Linked DNA regions of Mus musculus: region 1 is linked to region 2. The links are chromatin contacts, found by Hi-C or POLR2A ChIA-PET in ENCODE. All regions are on one chromosome and are shown on one strand. Each heading gives the region's core, a stretch centred on a gene start or an enhancer-like site at or near the end of the contact. The rest is flanking DNA. Distances are from core to core; before and after follow the strand shown.

Evidence for each region. A loop is a pair of places that touch in the nucleus more often than their neighbours do. ChIA-PET counts read pairs that join two places held with the same protein, here RNA polymerase II (POLR2A).
Region 1: a map of left cerebral cortex shows a loop between it and region 2 (2.1-fold over the local background). The contact joins the enhancer-like site here to the promoter of Cmpk2 in region 2. A Hi-C loop is called at or near these places in 1 of 37 maps with a recorded cell type or tissue (left cerebral cortex). POLR2A ChIA-PET finds 5 or more read pairs at or near these places in 1 of 5 experiments (Patski).

What each region holds. Positions count from the first base shown.
Region 1 is chr12:27,337,148-27,342,016 of GRCm38, reverse strand. Sox11 (SRY (sex determining region Y)-box 11) reads left to right here. Exons shown (of 1, transcript NM_009234.6): 1 at 1-4,869. The coding sequence ends at 796. Among named protein-coding and RNA genes, the nearest start is that of Sox11, 3.1 kb to the left of the region's middle. Within about 2 kb of position 3,011, at least 2 of the 3 ENCODE cell types and tissues checked have a DNase peak (open chromatin) inside an H3K27ac peak, as active enhancers do; they include left cerebral cortex, where a contact is called at or near this core.
Region 2 is chr12:26,466,123-26,470,867 of GRCm38, reverse strand. It overlaps Cmpk2 (cytidine monophosphate (UMP-CMP) kinase 2, mitochondrial), which reads right to left and starts at 1,653. Exons shown (of 5, transcript NM_020557.4): 1 at 842-1,653. The coding sequence starts at 1,516.

The sequences.
Region 1 (4,869 bases), core at 1,762-4,261, 870 kb before region 2:
GCCCAGCGCGGGCCAGAGCCCCGACAAGAGCGCGGCGGGCGCCAAGGCAGCCAAGGGCCCCGGCAAGAAGTGCGCCAAGCTCAAGGCGCCTGCGGGCAAGGCGGGCGCGGGCAAGGCGGCGCAGCCGGGGGACTGCGCCGCGGGCAAGGCAGCCAAGTGCGTCTTCCTGGACGACGACGATGAAGACGACGACGAAGATGACGAGCTGCAGCTACGGCCCAAGCCGGACGCTGACGACGACGACGACGAGCCCGCGCACTCGCACCTGCTGCCGCCGCCGACGCAGCAGCAACCCCCTCAGCTGCTGAGGCGCTACAGCGTGGCCAAGGTCCCCGCCAGCCCCACGCTCAGCAGTGCCGCCGAGTCCCCCGAGGGCGCGAGCCTGTACGACGAAGTGCGCGCGGGCGGCCGGCTCTACTACAGCTTCAAGAACATCACCAAGCAGCAGCCTCCGCCCGCGCCTCCCGCGCTGTCGCCCGCGTCCTCCCGCTGCGTGTCCACCTCCTCATCCAGCGGCAGCAGCAGCGGCAGCGGCGCCGAGGATGCAGACGACCTCATGTTCGACCTGAGCTTGAATTTCTCCCAGGGCGCGCACAGCGCCTGCGAGCAGCCACTGGGCGCGGGAGCGGCGGGGAACCTGTCCCTGTCGCTGGTGGATAAGGACCTGGATTCCTTCAGCGAGGGCAGCCTGGGTTCCCACTTCGAGTTCCCCGACTACTGCACGCCGGAGCTGAGCGAGATGATCGCGGGGGACTGGCTGGAGGCGAACTTCTCCGACCTGGTGTTCACGTATTGAGAGGCGCAGGGCTCCTCGGGAGGCAGTCGTGGCGGTCAGGATAAAGAGGATGGTGGGGGGAGGGGGAGAAGATGCTCATGGTCAGAGAGATGTGGCGCTGAGAAATTGGAAACGGTGATGAAATGTTGTTGGAGTTAAAGTGAAATGAGTAGTTTTAAACAGATTTTCCAAGTTTTTTTTTTAATTTTTATTTTTAAAAAATTTTTTGGTCTCCCCACTCTTCCCGTCCTTTATCGTGTCTCAAGGTAGTTGCACACCTAGTCTGGAGTTGTGATTTTTTCCCCACCCGTAAAAAAACGTGTTTTGTAATTTCTATTTCTTTTTCCTGAAATTCGTGATTGCAACAAAGGCAGAGGGGACCGGGCGGGGGAGGGGAGGAGGCCCCGCTCCGGAAGGCGCTGTTTGAAGCTTGTGGCTCTTTGAAGTCTGAAAGACATCGGCAGAGGACCCTTTAGACGGCACAACTGTTACTCTAGGGAGTTGATTTTTTTTTCTTAAGAGATTTAAAAAGGAACTGGTGATTTAAAAAAAGAAAAACACAAAAAGGGACCATTGCAACCTTTTTATTTTATTTTCTTTTTTGGAGGGAGAAAGCTGATGTCTTCTATGCATCCGATTTCTTAAACTGCAGGGAGCTTGAAAAAATGCAGTCTGTACAAACGCTTACAAAAATCATAACTGTGAACTGACTTAAGACCAGAGTTTACTTTTCAGATCAAATTGTTTATGGTTTTACAAATGTGATTTCTACTTGGCAACCTTTTTTTGGTAACTCGTTCCCTTATACCTCCTTGATTGAATACCTTACAGCCTAGACCTCAGTACAAAAAGGTATTGAAACATTTTTGATACATAACAGACCTCAATCTTTTTTAAAAATTAATATATTTTCAGGCGTATTTTTGTACAGTGAAAAGGGAACAATCTTGCTGTGTTTTTTCAGTAAGACTTTCAGGCACTTCTTCCCTTTTGATTTCTTTTTCTTTTTTTCTCTTCTTGTTTTTGTTTTTCTTTTTTGTTTGTTTTTTTAGCATGCAAATATGTTGGTACGTTATGTCCTGGTTTAAAAGGATTAAAAATTTAAAAGTAATCCTTGCATCTAAAGGCCTTGTGGTTTAAAAAAAAAAGCAAACTTTTTTGTACAGCTATAGTAGAGATTTGTTCAATATTTGTAGGTAAAGATTTATTGAAAATGGTGACCTAGACCTCAGAGCTGTTCTTAGTTTAAGACTGTATGTACTGTATCATAGTAGGACCTATGTATCTCATCGCTGTGATGTGTGGACGGGGCCCCAGACAGAAGGTTTGAAACTGGATACGCGATTTTTATCAAAAAGAAAAAGGAAAGGCACATAGTTTAAAATTTTCTCATTTTGTGCAATATAATTAAATAAACAGACCATTGCATATTTAGTAGCAAATGGTGGCGAAGCAGACTCAATGCACTGTCGAAGTCACCGCCGGGGTTTTTGGGTTTTTTTGTGTGTGCTGAAGTCTGTGTCTTGATTTTAATAAATCAGCAGGATCGGATAGAAGCTCGCATGGCCCTTAGTCTCTCCCGGGAGCCGCGTGTTCACCGCGCAGCGGACGCGGGTGGCGGAGGGCGGATGCCGCTTTTTGGAGCCCTTAGGCTGCCATAGGTTGCAGCCCGGTGTCCTCCCTTCTCACCCCGCCCTGCGTCTCCATCCCCGCCGTGGGCTTCGCGCTGGTCCGTGCCTGGCGAGTCTGGAGCTAGTGTCCACAGGGCTAGGCCTCCGCTTCTGGCTTTGGGTTTTTTCTGTTGTTGTTGGTTTTTTTTTTTTTTTTTAAATCTCCACCCCCATCCGCGGGCGGCATCGCTGCGCGCGCGCGCGCGCGCTCAATGAGATACGAGTGGAGAGGGCCGCGCCCTTCAGCGTTATCCACGCGGGTGGGGCACGAGGAAAGCAAATGCGCCTAGAGCCGCCTTCACGGTGCAGGATGGCTTTGGTTTCTTTGATGGAGCATTTGCCTCCAGGGGCCCGGTCCAGCCCTCCCCTCCCCCACTGCCCCCTCCCCCCCGCCAGCTTGTCCCTCGTGGTGTCCCGCGCGCAAGCCCAACTCCCCAGGGCCGCGACGCACGCGACCGAGGAGCCCTTCAGCAGTGAATTGAAACTCGGTGCCCAACAGCCCGACTCTAGACCCACAGAAACCATTACGGCGCGGGCGCTGACCGCGGGGACTTGACCAGTAGGGATCCAGGTCGGTGCCCCACGCAAGACAGGCACTGCAGATAGAGAGCTCGCCCTCACGGAGCAGCGCGATCTCATAGCGCGTGGGTGGGGCGGCGACCCGGTGTGGCTTTTTCGGGCTTCCCTCGCCCACCCCTCCCCCACAGCGCCCTGCTGTGAGCCACGCGGGGACCTTTAAGCCGCGAATAATTTCACCAGCGGTTTACTGGGGACAGATTCTGAAGCCTAAGGAAAAGGCATTCTGAGTGTCTTGAGTTCTTAACATTTGCATGTGTTCCCGTTTCCCGTCGGGCGTTTTCCATGGTGAGGAAGGAACTTTTAAATAAATTAGAAAAGGAGTGAGGATCTGGCTTCAGAATGGAAGCATAGCTGCAATTTGTATTTTAAAATTATGTGGCCGAGTTTCTTGGTAGGAAAAGAAGAGACAGTTCTTGGTTGGAGATCAGGAAAAAAAGAAATCTTTTCTTTCTTTCTTTTTTTTTTTTTTTTTTTTTTTTTAAATCCCAGTTAGAACTCAGGAAAGGCGCTTGAATGCGCTTTTAACAATATTTAAAGCGGTTTCGACGAATGCATTGTGAAGACCATTCCCAGTGAACTCTATTGAATGTCTAATACACAAGGTATTCCAGCTACTGGCCAGGCTTCAATAAAAGGTTAGCTGCATTTTTTTTCCTCCTAAGTAAGTCTTATTTTTAACTGAGCATTGACAGTATCTTAAAATGGTAACGTGGGCGTGGGCGTTGTGTGCATAGCAGTCTAGCCGGTTGGGTACCCTGCTCCTGTACCTAGTTCACAGACTCGAGTGCATTTTTTTTTGGCGAGATTTCCATCTTTGAAGAAACAAAAAAACAAAAACACCTGAACCAGCGTTCTCTTATTCTTTAAGCTGTGGAAATAATTTCCAGTTTCTACATTCTCGATATGCATCCTTATTAAAAAGATAATACGAATGAAAGGCAGTGTGCTTAAAGTGTGCTTTGCAAATACATGTTATGAATGACTACGGTCACTGGGCAAATTATTTGTAGAATGATTAGCCTTTAGCTAGAAAAAAAAAATCATTGCAGCTCTTTTGGGCCTGGATGGTTCTTTTTAATGTTAATGGAGGGGAAGTGATTTAAATATGCATGCTCTTAGCAGTCAGGATCTGACTTAGTTGTTTTGAGAGAAAAAAAAATCAAAAGGCAAGGTCTACTTTTTTTCTCTGGGAATTGAAACCACAATCATCTTGATACTAGAACAGTGTAAGAAATGAACATTTGTTCTTCACTTCAGAATTCAAATGAGTTTTGCCCAAGGAATCTGGGAAATAAGGCAAATAAGTTGCTCAATTTTCAAGTAGTCATTCAATAGAAATATACTCCATCACTCGGCTTTCTTATTCTCTGATGGGGTATTCTGTATAGTCTCACTGTTTTCTCCTAATGGGCATATGTATCTTTGTGGACACTTGGAAGAGAGGTTTTCTTGTACTCTCTCATTTCTAGAATCTTTATACTCTTTTTCCTGCAAGGTTCTCTGCTTTTAACAGATTTCTGAGGCAACTATATTTGTGCTTTTTTCTTATGTAGGAAGACCAGCGAAACTAGCTTACTGAGTTGTCGATTTTATCAGTAGATAAAGAAACTTTGTTTATTACAGTTTCAGGGAAGGTTTTTCAGGATATTTCTCAGTTATTCTAAGGGCCAAATTTTATATATAAAAAAAAAAAAACTTCATTAGGAATGTCAGTTTCAGATACCCTTTGTATAGCCTGTGGCCTGCAAGCACGACAGGACTGAGCCTTACATGTGTCCGAACAGGAATTCATAAGTCCCCAAAGTAAACGTCTCCATGTAACGATTCTTGACGTGTTTCTCTGAG
Region 2 (4,745 bases), core at 404-2,903:
GCTCCAAAGAGCTTTGTAAGCATTAGACCGGTCAATCTGTGTAAATGCTTCTGCTATTACCACCTTATGGACTAAGAAAAGTGAGGCAGAGTGTTGAAGAAACAAGCTGAAAGTGAGTAATTGACAAATGCCAGACATCTGCCCGGCTAACCAAGGGCTTTTTGCCATCCTCTAGCCCTGCCCCACCATTTGTAATACCGTATTAACTACAGAAACCAGCAGGCCCCAAGCACTGCTTGGGTGTAACACAATCTTAGGCTTTTCCTTGAAGACTCTGTTACAAATCCCTTATCCCTCCATCACAGGAACATTTACAGATGACAGGGGTGTGTGTGTTGGGGATATGGGGGGATAAAAGCAAAAAAAAAAAAAAACAAAAAACAAAAACAAAAAACTCTTGAGCAGTTGAGTGACCGCATATGGCCCACAAACCAGTTGAATACTTACATGCTCTTACACTCTCCGATGCACATAGCATCTCCTGCACCACAAGATCCCAGATTGGTAGCAAATGCCCAGCAAATTATCCCTTTATCTAGCTGACTTCCTTCTCCTGATTTCCAGGGGACTCTACTCCCCCTGCAGGCTTTTGAGAATGAATGTATTAGCAGAAAGCATTGCTCAGCCAGGTAGGTGTTGGATGCACGAGCCACTAAGTTGACAGAAACCTACACACGAAATATTGAAGGCAGCATCCGTGTCTAACACAGAGCCTACCTGTGTTGCCTACACCACCTGGCTCGTGAATAAGAATAAACAAACCAAGCCGAAAGCACTTGATTGGCCAACCAAAGTGCTGAGTCCCCAGCTCCACTCAGTCCCCAAGGGAAAGAACTCTTACCTCTTCCAAGACAGCCCTTGCCGCGTCCCGGTCTTGGAACACCGCAGAGTTAAGCAGATCTGGCAGCAATGGGTGCAGATGAGGTTCCTGTGCCGGCAGGACGCATGCGCAGTCCACCTGCACCTGCCTGTCTCCCTGCAACTCCCACAGACGCTGCCACAGCAAACCCTGGGAGTCGGCCTGGAACTCGGCCAACTGCGGGCGCGCCGCCTCCTGGCAGGAGCCCAGAAGCTGGAGCAAGTCGCGCCGAGTGTCCGGGTGGTCGCAAGGGTCCCGCAGCAGGAAGCCATGCTGGGCTTCGCCGGCCTGATCGCCCGGACCATAGCCCAGAAGCTTGCTCAGTTGGCATCTCTGTAAAGGACCCCGGCGCAGCTGCTGCAGCAGGCGATGGTGCACCCGGGCCGCCTGCACCCGGGGCCCGCAGCCTTCGCCTGGAGCCAGGGGCACACACAGCGCGTAGCTGCGCCCTGGGGGGCCGAGCAGCTCTGCCAGGCGTGCATCCCTGTGGTCTGTTGCATCCCCCAGGACGAAGTGAGTCAGGGAGCAATCTGGCAGCTCCACAGTGAAGCGCCGCGGCCGAGCCATGGTCCCCATGCAGGCCTGGTGTCGCCCGCACAGCCTCCGCGACAGACGCCCGAGCCACAGTGGGGCTCGAGGGCGGCTTATTAGGGCCATGGGTGTCCCGGGCCGCGCCCTCCGCCACGCCTCGGAAACGAAACCGCGGTGACCACAGACCCAGGATCCCCGGGAAACGAAAGTGAAGGCAGCTGTGGCTGAGACCTCCAGTGTGGCCGAGCTACTCCCGGGCTTGGGCTTCTCCTCCCACCACAGCCGCGCCTTTAACTGTCGGCAGCGGTTAGGAAATTCTGGCCCTGGGGCTCTGGCGGGTTGCTAACACTGGTGTGGTCCCCTGGCAACGCCTGCTCTTGAGAATTCCAGGCTCTCCTGAGGAATCAGCTTTGTCTGGCTTGGTTCTGTAGTGGCAGGTGATCCTAGCTCCAGTTTTGGAACTCTAGGATACTTACTTATGTTGTATGAGGACTTGGGGAGCTGGAGACAGAGGCGCAAAGGGATCACATCAAGAAAACACGCCGCCACCACCACCACCACCCCCGCCCCCCAACACACACACACACACACACACACACACACACACACACACACACACAGAGAGAGAGAGAGAGAGAGAGAGAGAGAGAGAGAGAGAGAGAGAGAGAGCGCTTCATGACCCACCTGTCCACAGGCACCTGACCTCCTTCAGGTACCTGGCCTCAATTTACCTTGCAGTAACTTCAGGCCTGAAGCGTATTTGGGCAGCTTTTCAACTTTGCAAATGAGGGACTCCTCCAGGGTGCCCTTTGCTCACGTGGGATGCAAACTGGAATATGTGGCCAGGTTGTCACATTAAGTAATTGCCAATCAAAATTTCCTGCATCAATGTCCTGTGTTTGTTTTGAATTTTTTGTTTCTCTCTGTGTGTGTCTCTCTCTGTCTCTCTGTCTCTCTATCTCTGTCTCTCTGTGTGTGTGTGTTTCTGTCTCTGTTTCTGTCTCTGTCTCTCTCTCTCTCTCTCTCTCTCTCTCCCTCTCTCTCTCTCTCTCTCTCTCTGTGTGTGTGTGTGTGTGTGTGTGTGTGTGTGTGTGTGTGTGTGTGTGTGTGTGTGTTGGCTATGTTTTAGAAGTCTTAAGACCGTCTCAACCTTGCTGGTTCACAGTAAAGATAGGTGTTTCAGTGAGGCTCCCAGCTTAAGATTTATCCCCACACAAGGAAGGTGTAAGGCCAGGGTGAGCAGACTGTCAGTTGTGTTGGTAGAGCAAAAAGATGCAATGCACAACTGACCCTGGAGTGAGCTGTCCAAGGAACACAACACCTCCGGCAGTTTGCTACAGGGACCTCTGTGAAATTACTGCCTGGCAGACCTGCTAGAGTCTCAGATTATAATTGTTGGAAATAAATATTTTTGGTCACACACACACAATCACACACAGAGAGACACAGAAATGAAAGTAACCCTGCAAGACAATTTTTTGTTTGTTTTTAGGATATTCTTTTTTTTTAAATTATTTTCTTTATTTACATTTCAAATGTTGTCCCCTTTCCTAGTTTCCCCTCTGAAAATCCCCTATCCCCTCCCCCTCCCTCTGCTCCACAACCCACTCACTCCCATTCTTGGCCCTGGCATTCACCTGTACTGGGGCATAGAACCTTCATAAGACCAAGGGCCTTTCCTCCCACTGATGACCGACTAGGCCATCCTCTGCTACATATGCAGCTAGAGCCATGAGTCCAACATGTGTTTTCTTTGATTTGTGTTTTAGTCCCAGGGAGCTCTAGGGGTACTTATTAGTTCATATTGTTCCTCCTATGGGGCTGCAAACCCCTTCAGCTTCTTGGGTACTTTCTCTAGCTCCTTGGGGACCCTGTGCTTTGTTCAATAAATGGCTGTGAGCATCCACTTCTGTATTTGTCAGGCACTGGCAGAGAGAGCCTCTCAGGAGACAGCTTTATCAGGCTCCTGTCATCAAGCTCTTATGGGCAATAATGTCTGGGTTTGGTGGTTGTTTATGGAGAGGAATGGATACAGAAAATGTGGTACATTTACACAATGGAGTACTACGCAGCTATTAAAAACAAAGAATGTATGAAATTCATAGACAAATGTATGGATCTGGAGGATATCATCCTAAGTGAGGTAACCCAATCACAATAGAACACACATGATATTCACTCACTGATAAGCAGATATTAGCCCAGAAACTCAGAACGCCCAAGATACAATTTGCAAAACACATGAAACTCAAGAGGAAGGAAGAACAAAGTGTGGAAACTTCACTCCTTCTTAGAAGGGGGAACAAAATACCCATGGAAGGAGTTACAGAGACAAAGTTTGGAGCAGAGACTGAAGGAAGGGCCATCCAGAGACTGCCCCACTTGAAGATCCATCCAATAGACAATTTGTTTTTGAAAGTGTGCATAGAGACCTAGAGCTGCCCGGACAGCACACCAGGGCAAGGAATTGCTTGGATTTTGTTTCAATGAAGGTAGTAATCTGTCTCTTCCCCCATTGACTGGAGACTGCAGATTGGCTAACTTGTAAGAAATCAGGGCAAAGAAAATGAAGAACGGGGAGAAGAGATCATCCTCTCCTGGCCACCAAGTTCCAGGGATGCAGCGGGTGGGATTTTCATTTTTTAAAGTTGCATAAAACAAAAAGAGGAAGATGAAACTATCTGAAGTCTCTTGCATAGAAGTTTTACAAAATCAAGAGACTTATAGAATGTTGACCATTGGTGAGATAGCTTCTTTTGATGGAAATCAAAACAAAATATTTCTTTCATACTGACCCCACTGCAATGTGCCCGATAGGCCCTCCCAGTTGAATGAATAGCTTAGGCCTTTGTGTGCCATAGTGGAACAAGTTGGTAAGGCATGTACACACAGCATCCACAACCACTGACATAGAGACCATCAGAGGGGCTGGGACGAAAACCTACAGCACCTCTTGGTTCCTGTGGGCACAGTTAATGAACTGACACTTGCATTCACATCAATAGTCATTTCTTAAAAATTGCCTGTATTAGTTTGAATGAGAACACCCCAGCATTTGAACACTTGGTCCCCAGTTTGGGAGAGGTACAACCTTGCTGGAACTAGTATGTCACAGGGAGGAGGGGAGGACTTGAGAGTTCGAGGCCCTCGCCCACTTTAGTTTATTCTCTCTACTCCATGCTGGTGTTTGAAGATGTGAGCTCTCAGATTCCCTCTGCCACCAAGTCTGCTGTTTGCTGTCATACTTTCCAGCCACGACGAATCCTTTTCCCTCTGAAATCAAAGTTAAAATAACTCTTCTCTAAGTGATCTTGGTCATGGTGACTTATCTCAGCAACAGAAGGCAATCTCATAT